Regions from separate parts of the Homo sapiens genome. Here region 1 is linked to region 2. A link is an interaction called in ENCODE POLR2A ChIA-PET data of the cell type or tissue named here. Cell type or tissue: Caco-2. All regions are shown on one strand. Links, peaks and the distances in the headings refer to the core of each region. The heading gives the core; the rest is flanking DNA.

Region 1 (5,382 bases), core at 323-5,322, 200 kb after region 2:
GAATTGCTTGAACCTGGGGGGCAGAGGTTGCAGTGAGCTGAGATCACTCCATGGCACTCCAGCCTGGGCAACAGAGCAAGACTCTATCTCAAAAAAAAAAAAATCTTCTTGATTCAGATTTGAAAGGTTTGAGTAAAGACAATGTGACCCAGTCAGAAGATCTCTGAATGACTTTCAGCAACACATTTCTTAGATGTCTGATACATACCATCATCTTTATGTACAAACAAATCTCTCATTAACTTCCTTCTCCCAATTTTAATACCTTAGTTAAAAGCATTTTTCCTGTTTGTTCAAGCCAAGGAACCTTGATAAATCCAGGGGTCACCCTTGATTTTTCTTTCCATTCACCCTCCACATCTGTTCCATCAGCTGTCCTGATAATTCTACCTCCAAACCACAGCTTACTTCTCTCTGATCCCCACTACCCTCATAATGCATGCCACCATTGGCCTTCAGGTTGGTTTCCTAGTTTCCCCTTCTTGCTCCTCTGCAATCCATTTTCTACATAGCAGCCATGATTTCAAATGAAGCATTAATCAGATCATACTATTTTCCCCTTATTTAAAATCCTTTAGTGATATCCCATCATATTTGAAATAGAATCTTAATTCCTTACCCTAACCTACATAATTTGGCCTTTGGTTACCTATTTTACCATATCTTTTGCCACTTTCCTCCTTAGTCTAGTTAATTTACACTGGTCTTTTTTGTTTTTTGAGACAGGGTCTCACTGTGGCAACCAGGCTGGAGTGCAGTGGCAAGATCTTGGATCACTGCAACCTTGACTTCCTGGGCTCAAGCAATCCTCCTGCCTCAGCCTCCCTAGTAGCTAGGATTATAGATGTGTACCGCTATACCAGGCTGGGACTACACACATGAGCCACCATACCTGGCTAATTCTGTTAGTTTTAGTTTTTGTTTTTTGGGGGTTTTCTTTTTTTTCGACACAGGGTCTCACTGTCACCTAGACTGGAGTGCAGTGGTGTGACCTCAGCTCACTGCAGCCACCATCTCCCTGGCTTCTGCCTCAGCCCCACCCCCTCACCCCCACCCCACAACCTTAGCTGGGACTACAGGCCTGCACCACCATGCCTGGCTAATTTTTTGTAGAGACAGGGTTTTGCCATGTTGCCCAGGCTGGTCTCAAACTCCTGGGCTCAAGCAATCCTCCTGCCTTGGTCTCTCAGTGTGCTGGGATTACAGGAGTGAATCACCACATACCAAGCCCTAATTTTTAAAATTTTTAGTAGACACAGAGTCTCCCTACATTACCCAGGCTGGTCTCAAACTCCTGGGTTCAAGTGATCCTCCTACCTCAGCCTCCCAAAGTGTTGGGATTACAGGCATGAGTCACCTACCCCAGTCTCAAATGTCAACTTTTTATTGAGGCTGTCAGTAAGCACCCGATCCAGAGTAGTACTTAAACTTTCTGTATCACATTACTCTTTTTTATTTTCAGCATATTATTTTTAGTGCTTGATATTTTCTTACTAGTTTTCCTGTTTGACTGCCTCATAGGATATAACCTCCATCATGATGGTAGAACTACCCAATCAATGCCCCCTGCCCATGTAGAGCAGCTGAATTGCAATAGTGGAAGAGTTTTACCAAGATAGAATCATCTAAAGGGAAGACCAGAGTCATAATTATTATTCAAATTAGTCTCCTCTAGCATTTGGGGGCTAGGGTTTTTCAAACACAGTTTAGGGGAAGGAGTTGGGTGGCTAGGCAATGGGTGCTTACTGCTTATTGGTTGGGGGTGCAAGAGAAATGGTCTTCCTGCATACTTGGTCGTTGCTGGGTGGGGCCACAGATTGGCAGGTCCACGTGGAGCCACTGGTTATCAGACATACAACAAACCTGGAAAGACCTCTTAAAAGGCCAATCTTAGGTTGTACAATAGTGATGTTATCTGCAGGAATAATTGGAGAAGTTGCATGTCTTGTTACCTTCTGAATAATGGCTGGCAATCCTTTACCTCTACCAGGGGAGTCCAATCTTTTGGCTTCTGTGGGCCACATTGGAAGAAGAGGAGTTACCTTGGGGCACACATAAAATACACTAACATGAATGATAGCTGATGTGCTTTTAAAAATCACAAAAATTCTCATGTTTTAAGAAAGTTTACAGATTTGTATTGGGCCTCATTTAAAACCGTCCTGTTGTGGGCCACGCGTTGGACAAGTTTGCACACCTTAGCCAGTTCAGGCTCCTCTATCCTCCTAGCCTAGTGGTGTCTCATTAGCTTTACAAAGGCAGTTGAGTTTTGGGGAAGGGCCATTGTCATTTAAATTGTAAACTAAATGTCTCCCAAAGTTTAAGCCCAGGAATAATTAAGGGCAGATTAAAGGCAAGATGGGAGTTGGCTAGATTAGATCTCCCCCATTGTCATAATTTTTTCGCTAGTATAATTTTTGCAAAGGCGATTTTGTTACCAGAAAGAGGTCCCAATCCAGACCCCAAGAGAGTGTTCTTGGAGCTTGCACAAGAAAGAATTCGAGGCAAATCTATAAGGTAAAATGAAAGCAAGTTTATTAAGAAATAAAGGAATAAAAGAATGGCTACTCCATAGGCAGAGCAGCCTTGAGGGCTGCTGCTTGCCCATTTTTATGGTTATTTCTTGATTATATGCTAAACAAAGGGTGGATTATTCATGCCTCTCATTTTTAGACCATATAGGGTAAAAATTGTTCCTGGTGTTGCCATCGCATTTGTAGACTGTTTTGGTGCTGGTGGGAATGTAGCAGTGAGGACAACCATAGGTCATTCTTGTGGCCATCCTGGTTTTGGGGGGTTTGGGGTGGCTTCTTTACTGCAACCTGTTTTATCAGCAAGGTCTTTATGACCTTTATCTTGTGCCGACTTCCTATCTCATCCTGTGACTTAGAATGCTTTAACCTCCTGGGAATGCAGCCCAGTAGGTCTCAGTCTTATGTTACTCAGCCCCTATTCAAGATGAAGCTGCCCTGGTTCAGTACCTCTGACAGTTTGCGACCTCATCTGGGGCGACATCCAAGGTTTATTGTCTCACAGCCAGGGACATCAAGGACTCAGATACACAGAGAGTGAGGTTAAGAGTGGAAGTTTAATAGGCAAAAGAGAGAATAGCTCTCAGCTACAGAGAGGGGTCCCAGAAAAATGGATTGCCATTCCATGGTGAAATGCAAGGGGTTTTATAGATGAATTGATGGGGAGGTGGTGTCTAATCTACATAGGGCGGGCGTGAAAAAACAGTTAAGAATAGGTGTGCCGTTCGCATAGGAGCGAATTTCTGGCATCCCCCACCTTAGTCTTTTATTATGCAGGCGGATTTTCAGCCTGAGCTGTGCCATGTTCCCCCTTTCTTTCTTACCGTATACGTGCTAACAAAAAAGGGAAGATGGAGTGTCCATGGTGGACATGCCTGGCCCCCAGGTAGCCCTTTTCTATTGGCACAGCTGCCAGCATTCCACCTTGCAACCTTTCAGCTTCCATATTTATGTTTGCAGCTCGATTTTTCAGGCTGCTCTTTATTAGAAAAATAAATAACTTCTTGGGCTGCTTTTTGTTAGAAGGGAAGTTCTGCTGAGGACTTTTGCCCTCGCTGTCTGTCTAAATAATTTCTTTCTATCTCCTGTATCAGTTTGAATGGGTTGTCTTTTTCACCATGGTATCTGAGCTCCTAGACTAGTTACTGCCATATAGTCTGCACATAGTAATATTTGTGGAGTCACTGGTTAAGTGAATCTCTTTCAACTTTATGTTTCTCAATTGTAAAATAAGGATTTGGATCTAAATGATCTCCAAGGATTCCTCTTGTGAAAGATAAAGCCTGACACTAGTTAAAGCTGATAAAGACAGATTTTATTCAGTAACTATCGCAGTACAGGAAGGAGCTGTGCTGTGTTCGAATTTGTGCAGAGGTGACTGGGTGTTTATAAAGGAGAAAGAGGGAATAGGGAGAGGAGTGGGAGGAATGGGGGAGCTTTAGTCAAGTTATGGAAGTGAAAAATTTAAAAAGAAGCTAAGAGCGTTGTTGACCTTCTGTGATTATGTCATTTCTGTCTTCTAAGTAGCATTAATGGAAATTAGGCATCTGCCCTCTCACAGAGACTGGTAGACCGAGGCCCTGTCTGTTGGTTATATTTCAAAGGAATGGCCTTCAGGTCCTTCAGAAAGATATTCTGGGTCTTAGGAAATACATATGCATCTCAAGGGGACAGAAGAAGGATTTACAATTTTAAATTTGTTTAATAAATGGGAAGGGGAGGTCTGCGACCTGTCTTCAGATGTTGGCTGGAATCAGAAGTAAATTCCTTTGAGAGCCTTGGGTTTTTCCAGACTGGAACTTAAGTGGGGCTAGCTGCCCCCAGGGATGAGATCTTAGGCTCTTAGAAGCCATTTCACACCCTCTTTTTAAATTTCTTATGAGTTATCCAAAAGAATTATTGTTACTTTGATTGTTTATGTAAATCCAAGATAAATAAGTTAATGATCCCACTGAGATAAAGTCTATGTATTTGCTCTGTAGGCATGTGAAGTCACCTTTCCTATATATATTGAGCTGATACGGAACCTTTAAAAAAGCTCCCTTCCTTTCCTCTGCCCAACATTTTCCATCCTCATCCTCCACTTTGTTTACCTGTATGTAGAGGTTAGGAGGAAAAGATGTAAGGGGTATTGGAATGGCAGTAGACTGGTGGCCAGGATGCCTCCCTGGCCAAATATTTGACTTTCACCCTTGCAGGCACCAAACATTGATTCTGGTGTTGTGTCAGGAGAATGGTTGTCCCTCAGGCACCAAGCAGGAGAACGCAATAGGACCTGACCTATCAGCTAGATTTATAGATAATCAAACAAAGAACAAGTATTATAGAATAATGATTTATGGTGATAATAGGTACGAATGTTATGTCAAATTGTTCATGTTTTAGATATTAGAACATTCTCTCCCTCAAGAGAAATTGCATGTAAAACCAAATTATAATTATAACGCTTCTTGGTCAGAAACAAGTTGGAGCATGGGGAATTAATATGAATTACCAATGTAATTAGGATCTGGTTGCTTCCAGGACCCAAGAATTCACCGTTATAGACAGTCTCTGATAGACACAGCTAATTTCTGGCTCCCTAGGCAGATTATAGCTCATGAGCCACATCCTGCCTGGTACCTGTCTCAAAAAGCTAAGAATGGTTTTTACATATTTAGATGATTGGGAGAAAAACTCAAAAGAAGAATAATATTTGGTGACATGTAAAAATTCTATGAAATTCAAATTTCATTATCCATAAACAAAGTGTTACGGGAATACAGCCATGCCTGTTCATTTATGTATATTCTATGGCTGATTTTGCACCATGATAGTAGGTTTGAATAGATACAAGAGAGACTCTATGGCC
Region 2 (5,382 bases), core at 161-5,160:
TTTCATTAAAAATTAATTAATTTTAAAAAATTGACACATTGGTTGAACTAGTTTACAGTCCCACCAACAGTGTAAAAGTGTTCCTATTTCTCCACATCCTCTCCAGCACCTGTTGTTTCCTGACTTTTTAATGATTGCCATTCTAACTGGTGTGAGATGGTATCTCATTATGGTTTTGATTTGCATTTCTCTGATGGCCAGTGATGATGAGCATTTTTTCCTGTGTCTTTTGGCTGCATAAATGTCTTCTTTTGAGAAGTGTCTGCTCATATCCTTCGCCCACTTTTTGATGGGGCTGTTTGTTTTTTTCTTGTAGATTTGTTTGAGTTCATTGTAGATTCGGGATATTAGCCCTTTGTCGGATGAGTAGATTGCAAAAATTTTCTCCCATTCTGTAGGTTGCCTGTTCACTCTGATGGTAGTTTCTTTTGCTGTGCACAAGCTCTTTAGTTTAATTAGATCCCATTTGTCAATTTTGGCTTTTGTTACCATTGCTTTTGGTGTTTTTGACATGAAGTCCTTGCCCATGCCTGGGTCCTGAATGGTATTGCCTAGGTTTTCTTCTAGGATTTTTATGGTTTTAGGTCTAACATTTAAGTCTTTAATCCATCTTGAATTAATTTTTGTATAAGGTGTAAGGAAGGGATCCAGTTTCAGCTTTCTACATATGGCTAGCCAGTTTTCCCAGCACCATTTATTAAATAGAGAATCCTTTCCCCATTTCTTGTTTTTGTCAGATTTGTCAAAGATCAGATGGTTGTAGATATGCGGCATTATTTCTGAGGGTTCTGTTCTGTTCCATTGGTCTATCTCTCTCTTTTGGTACCTGTAGCGATTCCTCAGGGATCTTGAACTAGAAATACCATTTGACCCAGCAATCCCATTACTGGGTCTATACCCAAAGGATTATAAATCACGCTGCTATAAAGACACAAGCACATGTATGTTTATTGTGGCACTATTCACAATAGCAAAGACTTGGAACCAAGCCAGATGTCCAACAATGACAGACTGGATTAAGAAAATGTGGCACATATACACCATGGAATCCTATGCAGCCATAAAAAATGATGAGTTCATGTCCTTTGTAGGGACATGGATGAAGCTGGAAACCATCATTCTCAGCAAACTATCACAAGGACAAAAAATCCAAACACCGCCTGTTCTCACTCATAGGTGGGAATTGAACAATGAGAACACATGGACACAGGAAGGGGAACATCACACACCAGGGCCTGTTGTGGGGTGGGGGGAGGGGGGAGGGATAGCATTAGGAGATATACCTAATGTTAAATGACCAGTTGATGGGTACAGCACACCAACATGGCATATGTGTACATATGTAACTAACCTGCACGTTGTGCACATGTACCCTAAAACTTAAAGTATAATAAAACAAACAAACAAAAATTGACACATTGTATATATGGGGCACAAGTTGATGTTTTGATACACATCTATGTTGAATATTAATCCAATCAGGATAGTTAGTATAGTTATCACCTCATACATTTATCATTTCTTTGTCATGAACTTTCAACAGCCTCTCTTGCAGCTATAATATTGTATATTTTGTAATATACAATATTTTACTGTTAATCATAGTCACCTTTATGTGCAGTTGAACACCAGAATTTATTTCTCTTCATTGTGACTTTGTATCTGTTGTCCAGTCTCTTCCCATTCTCTCCTACTCCCTCCCCTCCCCAGTGTCTGCTAACCACTGTTATACTCTCTGCCTCTATGATATCAATTTTTTTTTTAATACTTTAAGTTCTGGGATACATGTGCAGAACATGCAGGTTTGTGACATAGGTATACATGTGCCATGGTAGTTTGCTGCACCCGTCAACCTATCATCTACATTAGGTATTTCTCCTAATGCTGTCCCTCCCCCAGCCCCCACCCTCTGACAGTCCCTGGTGTGTGATGTTTCCCTCCTTGTGTCCATGTGTTCACATTGTTCAACTCTCACTTATGAGTGAGAACATGCGGTATTTGGTTTTCTGTTCTTGTGTTAGTTTGCTGAGAATGATGGTTTCCAGCTTCATCCATGTCCCTGCACAGAACATGAACTCATCCTTTTTTGTGGCTGCATGGTATTCCATGGTGTATATGCGCCACATTTTCTTTGTCCAGTCTATCATTGATGGGCCTTTGGGTTGGTTCTAAGTCTTTACTGTTGTGAACAGTGCTGCAATAAACATACGTGTGCATGTGTTTTTATAGTAGAATGATTTATAATCCTTTGGGTATATACCCAGTAATGGGATTGCTGGGTCAAATGGTATTTCTGGTTCTAGATCCTTGAGGAATCGCCATGCTGTCTTCCACAATGGCTGAACTAATTTACACTCCCACCAACAGTGTGAAAGTGTTCCTGTTTCTCCACATCCTCTCCAGCACCTGTTGTTTTCTGACTTTTTAATGATTGCCATTCTAACTGGTGTGAGATGGTATCTCATTGTGGTTTTGATTTGCATTTCTCTAATGACCAGTGATGATGAGCTTTCTTTCATATGTTTGTTGGTCACATAAATGTCTTCTTTTGAGAAGTGTCTGTTCATATCCTTCACCCACTTTTTGATGGTTTTTTTTTTTTTTTTTGTAAATTTGTTTAAGTTCTTTGTAGATTCTGGATATTAGCTCTTTGGCAGATGGATAGATTGCAAAAATTTTCTCCCATTCTGTAGGTTGCTTGTTCACTCTGATGATAGTTTCTTTTGCTGTGCAGAAGCTCTTTAGTTTAATTAGATCCCATTTCTCAATTTTGGCTTCGTTGCCATTGCTTTTGGTGTTTTAGTCATGAAGTCTTTGCCCATGCCTATGTCCTGAATGGTATTGCCTAGGTTTTCTTCTAGGGTTTTTATGGTTTTAGGTCTTATGTTTAAGTCTTAGATCATGCAATATTTGCCTTTCCATGTCTGGCTTATTTCACTTTACATGATGTCCTCCAGGTTTATCGATGTGGCAAATGACAAGATTTTATTCTTTTTTTATTTTCTTCTTTAAGTCAGGGTCTTGCTCTGTTGCCTAGGCTGGAGTGCGGTTCCGCGATTGCACAGTCATAGCTCACAGCAACCTCAAACTCCTGGGGACTCCAGCCTGGATAACAGCGAAACTGTCGCTAAAAAAAACTAAAAACCAGATTGTTCTTCTTTTTTGATGTAGTCATTTATTGCTGTACACTTATCTCTTAGAACTGCTTTTGTTGCATACCGTAGGTTTTGGTATATGTTTTAATTCTTGCTTGTGAAGTGTGTTTCTTCTAGGCAATGTATACTTAGATTTTGTGTTTTAATCTATTCAACCAATGTATACCTTTTTTTTTTTTTCTTTCTTTGAGACAGGGTGTCTGTCTCTCTGTTGCCCAGGCTGTAGTGTACCTTTTAATTGAAGAACTTAATCCATTTATATTCAAGATTTTTTCCTTCTTCTTCTTCTTCTTTTTTTTTTTTGTTTTTTTTTTTTTGTTTCTTTGAGACAGGGTCTCACTCCGTCACCTAGGCTGGAATGCACTGGTGTGATCTCAACTCACTGCAACCTTCACCTCCTGGGTTCAAGTGGTTCTCGTGCCCCAACCTCCCCAGTACCGGGATTACAGGCATGTGCCACCATGCCCAACTAATTTTTTTGCATTTTTATTAGAGACGGGTTTTGACATGTTGGCCATGCTGGTCTCAAACTCCTGGCCTCAAGTGATTCGCCTGCCTTGGCCTCCCAAGGTGCTGGGATTACAGGCATAAGCCACCGCGCCCAGCTATATTCAAGATTGTTATTGATAGATAAGATCTTATTCCTGCCATTTTGTTAATTACCAAAAAGTAATTTTGGAGATCCTTTGTTCTTGTCTTCCTTTCTTGTTGTTTACCTCTGATTTAGTGGTTTTCTGTGGGGCCACGCTTTATTTTCATTCTCTTTCTTGTTTGTGTATCTGCTGTAACTTTTTTCTACATAGTTACTACAGAGTCTTCAGTTAGGCTGGTGTGGTGGCTCTTGCCTATTATCCCAGCACTTTGGGAGGCTGAGGCAGGCAGATCACTTGAGCTCATGAGTTTGAGACCAGCCTGGGCAACATAGTGAGACCTCGTTTCTACTAAATAAAGAAAAAAGAAATCAGCTGGGCATGGTGGCACACATCTGTAGTCTCAGCTACCCAGGAGGCTGAGGTGGGAGGATCACTTGAGCCTGGAAGATTGAGGCTGCAGTGAGCCGTGATCAGGCCACTATGCTCTAGCATGGGCATCAGAGTAAGACTGTCTCAAGGGGGAAAAAAAAAGTCTTGCAGTTACAATAGAATGTTTTAAGCTGATAGCAACTCAACTTTGGTTACATAAAAGGACCCTAGATTTTTTCCCTCCCCACTTCAATTTATATTTTTGTTGCCTTAATTTTCTTCTTCATCTGTTATGTGTTCCTTAGCTACTATTTGTAGCTGTTGTAGTTTTTGACCATTTTGAATTTAACCTTCATACTAGCAGATTGAAAATTTTATATGACATATTGTATCACTGGGGTTTGATCTGTTTGATTTATGAGTTTGCCTTTACTGGTGAGTTTTATACTTTTGTGTGTTTTTATGATAGTGATTATTGTCCTTTTGTTTCTAGCTGTAGCATTCAATACCTTGAATATATTAATTCTATCCCATTCTCTCTTGGTCTGCGAGGTTTCTGCTGAGAAATCTGTTGATAGTAATGGAGATTCTCTTGACAATTTTGTCTTGCAGCTTTGAAAGTCTTACTCTTTGACTTTCGATAGTTTGATTATAATGTACCTTGGAGAGGATCTTTTTGGGTTGAATGTAATTGTGAACCTTTGAACTTCCTGAATCTGGATGTCCGTATTTCTCCCACTACTTGGCAAGTTTTCAGCTATCATTTCATCAAATGGGTTTTCTGTGCCTTTCTCTTTCTCTTCTCCATCAGGCAATCTTCAATGCAAGTATTTGTTTGCCTGTTGATGTCCCATATGTTCCAAGGCTTTCTTTTTTATTCTTACTTGTTTTTTTTTTTTCCTCTTAATGGGTTATTTCGAAAGACCTGTCTTCAAGGTCAGAAATTCTTTCTTCTGCTTGATCCTAGTCTATTGTTGAAGCTCTCAATTGTATACTATTTTTATTTTTTTCATTAAATTCTTCAGTTCCAAGATTTCTGTTTGGTTCTTTTTTATGATATTGATTTCTGTTGAATTTCTCATTCGGATCATGAATGTTTTCCTGATTTCATTTAATTGTTTGTCTGTATTCTCTTGTATCTTACTGAGTTTCCTTTAGATCACTATTTTGAATTCCTTTTCAGGCATTTTGTAAGTGTCCTTTTCTTTAATGTCTGTCATTGGAGACTTTTTTCCTTTTTTTTTTTTTTGAGACAGGGTCTTGCT

Evidence for each region. Peaks named below come from ENCODE experiments on the same cell type or tissue, not always from the same donor. Only the 100,000 strongest peaks of a DNase experiment are listed, where the experiment ranks them.
Region 1: POLR2A ChIA-PET joins it to region 2 with 9 read pairs; 2 of 35 experiments call an interaction of 5 or more read pairs at or near these places.

What each region holds. Positions count from the first base shown.
Region 1 is chr11:77,750,306-77,755,687 of GRCh38, reverse strand. All of the region lies in intron 2 of RSF1 (remodeling and spacing factor 1), which reads left to right. Among named protein-coding and RNA genes, the nearest start is that of RSF1-IT1, 13 kb to the right of the region's middle. RefSeq lists enhancers at 1,322-1,905, 1,906-2,490. In Caco-2, for the core only: no CTCF peak of the experiment used is centred there; a DNase peak (open chromatin) is centred at 2,947.
Region 2 is chr11:77,946,745-77,952,126 of GRCh38, reverse strand. All of the region lies in intron 8 of INTS4 (integrator complex subunit 4), which reads left to right. Among named protein-coding and RNA genes, the nearest start is that of INTS4, 45 kb to the left of the region's middle. In Caco-2, for the core only: no CTCF peak of the experiment used is centred there; no DNase peak of the experiment used is centred there.